Linked DNA regions of Homo sapiens: region 1 is linked to region 2. A link is a contact called in ENCODE Hi-C or POLR2A ChIA-PET data. All regions are on one chromosome and are shown on one strand. Each heading gives the region's core, a stretch centred on a gene start or an enhancer-like site at or near the end of the contact. The rest is flanking DNA. Distances are from core to core; before and after follow the strand shown.

The links. Hi-C counts contacts between places; a loop is a spot of excess contacts on that map. ChIA-PET counts read pairs that join two places held with the same protein, here RNA polymerase II (POLR2A). Pooled maps may share reads with other maps.
Region 1: a loop to region 2 is called in a pooled map, with 5 times the contacts of the local background. The contact joins the enhancer-like site here to the promoter of PRMT2 in region 2. A Hi-C loop is called at or near these places in 1 of 37 single-sample maps with no recorded cell type and 6 of 50 pooled maps. POLR2A ChIA-PET finds 5 or more read pairs at or near these places in 2 of 52 experiments (OCI-LY7 and activated T-cell).

Annotation. Positions count from the first base shown.
Region 1 is chr21:46,367,671-46,370,986 of GRCh38, forward strand. The region is part of intron 15 of PCNT (pericentrin); the gene reads left to right. Among named protein-coding and RNA genes, the nearest start is that of PCNT, 45 kb to the left of the region's middle. RefSeq lists enhancers at 717-846, 1,307-1,386. Within about 2 kb of position 1,966, at least 6 of the 41 ENCODE cell types and tissues checked have a DNase peak (open chromatin) inside an H3K27ac peak, as active enhancers do.
Region 2 is chr21:46,634,023-46,637,237 of GRCh38, forward strand. It overlaps PRMT2 (protein arginine methyltransferase 2), which reads left to right and starts at 1,652. Exons shown (of 12, transcript NM_206962.4): 1 at 1,652-1,741; 2 at 2,417-2,525; 3 at 2,874-2,968. The coding sequence starts at 2,930. RefSeq lists an enhancer at 750-1,420 and silencers at 1,191-1,410, 1,521-2,070.

The DNA.
Region 1 (3,316 bases), core at 716-3,215, 270 kb before region 2:
TTGCTCTCGTACGTATGTGGGAGGGCCTAGACCTTGGTGGGGGATTTTGTGGGCTTTGGAGTATTCCTCAAGGCTGACCAGCACCTCTGCAGAAGACTTGGTTTCCAGGCTGCTGTGGGAAGATCTGATGGTCATGTTGTGTATTCAGAGCCTTGGTCCCCTCCTTTTATTGATGTTTCCTGAAATAAAACCCTTTTGCTACATTTCAAGAGCAGTGATGGGCCAGGCACAATGGCTCACGTCTGTAATCACAGCAGTTTAGGAGGCTGAGGCAGTTGGATTACTTGAGCCCAGGAGTTTGAAACCAGCCTGTGGGCTACGAAAATTAAAAACAATTCACCGGGCGTGGGGGCACGCACCTGTAGTCTCAGCTACTTTGGAGGCTGAAGCAGGAGGATTGCTTGAGCCCAGGAAGTCGAGGCTGCAGGGTGAGCTAAGACTGTGCCACTGCACTCCAGCCTGGGCTGTAACAGAGTGAGACCCTGTCTCAAAAAAAAAACAAAAATAGCTCACACCTGTAATCCCAGCACTTTGGGAGGCCAAGGCGGGCAGATCACAAGGTCAGGTGATCGAGACCATCCTGGCTAACACGGTGAAACCCCGTCTCTACTAAAAATCCAAAAAAAAATTAGCTGGGGGTGGTGGCGGACGCCTGTAGTCCCAGCTACTTGGGAGGCTGAGGCAGGAGAATGATGTGAACCCGGGAGGCGGAGCTTGCAGTGATCCGAGATCGCACCAGTGCACTCCAGCCTGGGAGACAGAGCAAGACTCTGTCTCAAAAAAAAAAAAGCGGTGATGGTTCATTTGACAGGCACTTCCAAGTTTTTATCATGAAGAAGAATTTCTGGCGAAGTCCCTCTTGCCCTGGGCTGGCGCCTGACTGCAGAAGCTGCAGTGCCTGTGACTCAGGAAAGGACACGTGTTGTCGTATCACACACACCTTGTGCTTTCTCTGCCCTCAGTGAGGTCTCTGAGGTTTTCTCACCTTGAAATAGATGAGTCTGCTCTGTTGAGCATGTGGAGCCACTGGGGCTGGCCTATCTCCCTGCAGGAAGGGGATGCATAGGCCTGGCTGCACGGTGGATGGGGCATGGGCTAGAGCTGATGAGGCAGTTAGAAATGGTTGTTCTGGCAGATCAATACCTTGTCAGACGTTTAAGAAGTACACGTTCCAAACTATAAACGAGGGAATTGCCAGCTTGGATAAGGTGGATACGTTGATTTCCTGATACCAGCATGCCACGGGAGGGCTTCCTCCTTCCTGACTGTGGGGAACAGTTGTGAGGCTCCAAAGCGTTGGCTTATTGTTTGCTTTCCTTCAGCTCTGTGTAAGAACAGGAGAAAAGTGGAACCTTCTTTAATCGCTGTGAGGGTTTCATGTTATGTTTCAGGCTGTCTGTTTTGTGTGGTCTGAGCATGTGATCTTGGGGGAATTCCTAGAAAGCAGAATATGTTCAGGCTCCCTCTGCTCTCCTGAGTAAGGTGCAGTCAGTTGCCTGTCTCAGGCCTCTGTGTCCTGTCCTTGTCTTCACCACATGTCAGGGAGTCCTGGGGATGTGTTTTGTTTGTTTCTTTTTTGTTTTTTAAAAGACAGGGTCTCCCTGTGTTGCCCAGGCTAGTCTCGAACTCTTGGGCTCAAGAGATCCTCTTGCCTTGGCCTCCCAGGTAGTTGGAATTACAGGCATGAGCCACTGCTCCCAGCTTGGGAGGTGCCTCTTGAGAGAAGCTGGAGCCATGTTGTCTTTCTGGACAAAATTAGACAGGGGTCTGATGCTGCTGGGAGCTGCCCTCCAGGCCAGTCCTCAGATGCCAGCTTCAGTTTCCTTTCGTTCCCAGTTTTGATCATAGGCAAACAGATGCTTTGGAGAATAGCACTTGTTCCCAAGCTGTGGATTTAAAATTAGGTTTTCTTGGTTTGTTTGGTTTAAAGAAAATGAAGTTCTGAAAGAATATTCAGAAAGGAGGAACTTGCATATCACACATGAAGTGTGTGTTTCAAACCACGGCCTGATTTAGTCAGAGGAAGCATGTGGAGCGTGTGCACCTTCTGTGCCCTGTGTGGGGATGTGGCACATCTGGATGTTTCCTGGACGGAAGGAGCTGGTCGCAGCCCTGTGCAATCAGAGACGCCTGCTGGAGGCAGAGAGGACCAAAGCCCTGGACAGGGTGGGTGCCAAGGTCCTGCTCCTGGAGCATCAGCACCAAGCGGCCCTGCAGGAACTCAGAGATGTACGCTGCCAAGATGCAGGAGCATCAAGCAGGGCAGGCGGAGCTGGAGGAGCCGGGGGAGCCGGAGGTTCTGGGGGTGCTGGGGGAGCTACAGGTGCTGCGGGAGGGGCTGTGCAGGTGAGCAGCTCCACGTGTGTGGTTCCCACAGGGGTGCCTCCCCGGCTTCTCTGCCCTGAGTCTTCATCAGAGCGTTCAGGCACTTACGGATACACTTGGAGCCGCTGGATTGTGCGTGCAGTGGGGTCTGTGCTCAAAGAGTGCAGCTTCGTGGGGGCAGATGTGTCAGTGCACCTGGCCAGCGAGGCAGCTGCAGGGGTGGGCATCCGGGGGGGGGTGTCTTTGGTTGGCCTCCCCTCCTGTTGGGGCCTCCGGAGGGCAGGGTTCTGGTCTGGTCTGCAGGCAGTGAGTGGTCTGTGGCGCGACCAGATCTGTCCTACAGGCTACTTGGCAGCTGGACGAAACACAAAGTGGAGGCGATTCAGAGCCTGGGAGGTGCGGGGGTCGGGGAGGCTGGGGCTCATCCTGGGTGTCGCGCTAGGCAGCTGGGGGGATAGTGAGGGGTGCCTGCCAGCTGATGATGGCATAGGGAGGGGCATGGAGAGCCTGGGGGCTGACAGGGGAAGCCACGCTTAGCTGGAGGGGTCATCCCAGGTTGGACTGGTGCAGGGGATGTGGCTTGTGTAGACACAGAAGCACATTTAGTTGCTCTTATAAATCTGCACACGGGCTGGGCTTGGGGCTCATGCCTGTAATCCCAGGGCTTCGGGAGGCCACAGTGGGATGATCTCTTGAGCTCAGGAGTTCGAGACCAGCCTGGGGAACATAGCAAGAGTCCACTTCTAAAAATAAAAATCGGCCGGGCGCGGTGGCTCACGCCTGTAATCCCAGCACTTTGGGAGGCTAAGGCGGGCAGATCATGAGGTCAGGAGATCAAGACCGTCCTGGCTAACACGGTGGAACCCCGTTTCTACTAAAAATACAAAAAATTAGACAGGCATGGTGGTGGGCGCCTGTAGTCCCAGCTATTCTGGAGGTTGAAGCAGGAGAGTGGTGTGAACCCGGGAGGCGGAGGTTGTGGTGAGCTGAG
Region 2 (3,215 bases), core at 402-2,901:
CAGTTACTTCCTAGGGATGGGTCTGAGGCTGAAGATTGCTCTCTACCACCCTAGAAGCAGAGGAAGAAAACCCCTCATCTTTCCTGTGGGAAGCGAGCTCAAACTCCATAAACGAGTTACCTGCCTTCCATTGTCATGGAAGCAGGAAAAAACTACTACTTCCTTATGTTGGAAGAGAGTAAAGCACACCCCGCCCCCCAACCCCCGCCCAACACACAAAAGGAGTTGTACAGCAAAATAAACTAGATCTTGACTAAATCTGGGTAGATCAGGGATTCTCTGGAGGGGGTGCTTCCAGGCCTCAGCAAATTGTCCTATTGGTTTGAGCCATAAAGATAGCTCAAGCTGGTACTAAGGACTGACAGATTTGTCAAAGGTCAGTGGCACCTCTACTCAGAATCCCTTTGTGGTTACCAAAATGTGAACCTTGAATATCTGAGTCAGATCTCAGTCAACTTAGGAAGTTTATTTTGCTGAATTTAAGGATGCACGCCCATGACACGGCCGTCGGAGGCCCTGATGACATGTGCCCAAGGTGGTCAGAGCACAGTTTGGTTTTATACGTTTTAGGGAGACATGAGACATCAATCAATATATGTAAGATGAACATTGGTTTGGTCCGGAAGGGCGGGACAACTCAAAGCAAAGGCAGGAGGGAGCTTCCAGGTCATAGGTAAATATGAGACAAATCATTGCATTCCCTTGAGTTTCTGGTTAGCCTCTCCAGAGGTGGCAATCAGATACGCATTTATCTCAGTGAGCTGAGAGATGACTTTGAACAGAATGGGAGGCAGGTTTGCCCTAAGCAGTTCCCAACTTGACTTTTCCTTTTAAGCTTAATGATTTTGCGGCCCCCAAATTTATTTTCCTTCCACATTTTTTTTTTTAAATCAGACTTAAGGTCTGCCTTGATGTTAATGCTGGAGGAGTGTAAAAAGGCATGTCCAACTCTTACTTCCCTTCGAGGCCAGAATAGTCTCTCAGGTTGAACTTCAGGGTCCCCTGGTAAAGGAGGGAGTCCAGTCAGACGGCTGCGGGGGAGGGGGGGCTTCGAATTTTATGTTTTACAGGCATTAGCGCCACCCATTTCTCCTTAACCCCAAACTTCCTCTCCCCACAACAGAAACGTCATCATTCTGCTTCCACTTATCCAGAAGAAAGGCAGAGGGCGCACACTGCGCAGCGCGGATGGGAAAGTTAACTGAATTATTTGCGGGAAGACAGAGGAGGTGGGGGGTCCCCCAAGCCCCAGCCATTTTGTGGCTCGTAGGGGTTGTCGCTTCCCAAGCCGTGAATGGCCCAAACCCGCCCCCCGCCCCAGGTCGGACTCCTGCCCCGCGCCCCTCTGGGTCGGACCCCAAGCCGAGCCCCCCAACCCCGCGGCTGGGCTGGGCGATTGGGGACGAGCTCCACACATGGAGAACCTGGCCTCGCCTCGCAAGACCGCGGGACGCGCAGATGTGAAGTGCGCCTGCGCGGGGCGCAGCCCCAGCTGCAGACGATCTGTGAGCGACGCGCCGGCGCAAGTCGAGGGCGGTGGCTTGGCTTCCCTGGAATGGGGGACGTCTTAGGACTGCGCCTGCGCGGGGCGCCGGGCCCTGGGCGGGGCCTTCCCGGCTGACGGCCTGCGTGCACTGCGCTTGCGCGGGTTGAGGGCGGTGGCTCAGGCTCCTGGAAAGGACCGTCCACCCCTCCGCGCTGGCGGTGTGGACGCGGAACTCAGCGGAGAAACGCGATTGAGGTAGGTGTCCTGATGGGCAGCTCAGATGGCTGGACTGCACGTAAGGAAGGACAGGCCAGGTGAGGCGTCCTCGCACTGCGTGTGCGTCGCTGGCGGACAGAGGCCTCCGCCCCCTTTTGGGACCTCCGAGCGCCTTCGCGATCTCAGCCACTTTCCCTGGCGTCCAAACGGGAGCTCGGTCCCCGTCACACCCTTCCCTGCGTGCCGCACCCCTTCCCGGCCACTCCCGCCGTCCAGCGCCTTCTACGGCCACGCCCACCCCACCACCATCTCTGTCACGCCCTTCGCGGCCACGCCCACCTGCCTGGCGGCCCCTGCCCCGAAGCTCGCGGCGCTGTCCCAGCCTGACCCTCTCGTGCCCCTGCGTCCACGCGTGGCCCTCTCGCTTCCTGCCCCCTTCTCACCCCCCTTCACTGGCCACCTGTTCCAACCCTCCATGATCCTGTTCCTCCCGAGGGCATCTTAGGAGGGCAGGGTCCTGCGCGCACTGCGGCCTCCACTCCGACCCCGTCCCAGTTTGGACCCAGGTCTTCCAATGAAAATATAATTATGCAAATCAGTAAGCATTTGTAACTACGAATATCACAAAAATAAGCTTCAAGTCTGGATTTAGAAGTGAAGCATGCATTTTAAACAAAGAATTGCTATGCAATTTTAAAAACACATTGATCCCAGAGCAGTGTGTGGATTACACTATCACTGGAAAAATACGAATTGAGAAGAAGGAAAAGACTGGAAGATGCAGACCTTGGTTCCTGTTAGTGGAAACACTGTAAGGTCCCAGGTAGGGACTTTTAATTGGAATTAAAGCTATCACACTTCTAAGAAATTAATGAATACTGATTTATTGCCTTAAGTCGACACCTGATCTAACAGAAACTAACAGGCTTCAGCAAATGAACAAGATTAACACCTTGCAGACTAGTGAAGAAAACACACTATTTGAAGTTTATGATTTTTAAATGCTTTTGTCTCTGTAAAGTATTGTAAATTTTCATTTCTACACTAATCTTCACACATACACATTTTACTTCTATTTGGTAGAGGACATCATGCACATTAGAAGTTAAGTGAACTCAATTATTAAGCAATGTAACAAGTACTTTGTGTCTCCTTCTCTTTTTAAAAGTAGAAATGGAAAAGAAAATGAAATAAATCAGCAGTTATGAGGCAGAGCCTAAGAGAACTATGGCAACATCAGGTGACTGTCCCAGAAGTGAATCGCAGGTAATTTCCGTTCCACTTCCTAAAAATCTGTGTTTAATGAATGTGAGCATTACAGAGAGCTAAGCGTCAGCTCACAGATGTGATGGAGCTTGGCTTGTGCCTTGGAAGGTGGCCACCGGCAGTAGAATGCTTAAATGTGAAGATTGTGAGGCAGAGGAAACGCAGTGCCTGTAAGGTGACATCCTGCATTGGGCACCATAACAATTCTAAGGAAATACTTAGCCCCAAAACATCAGCATCATTTAGG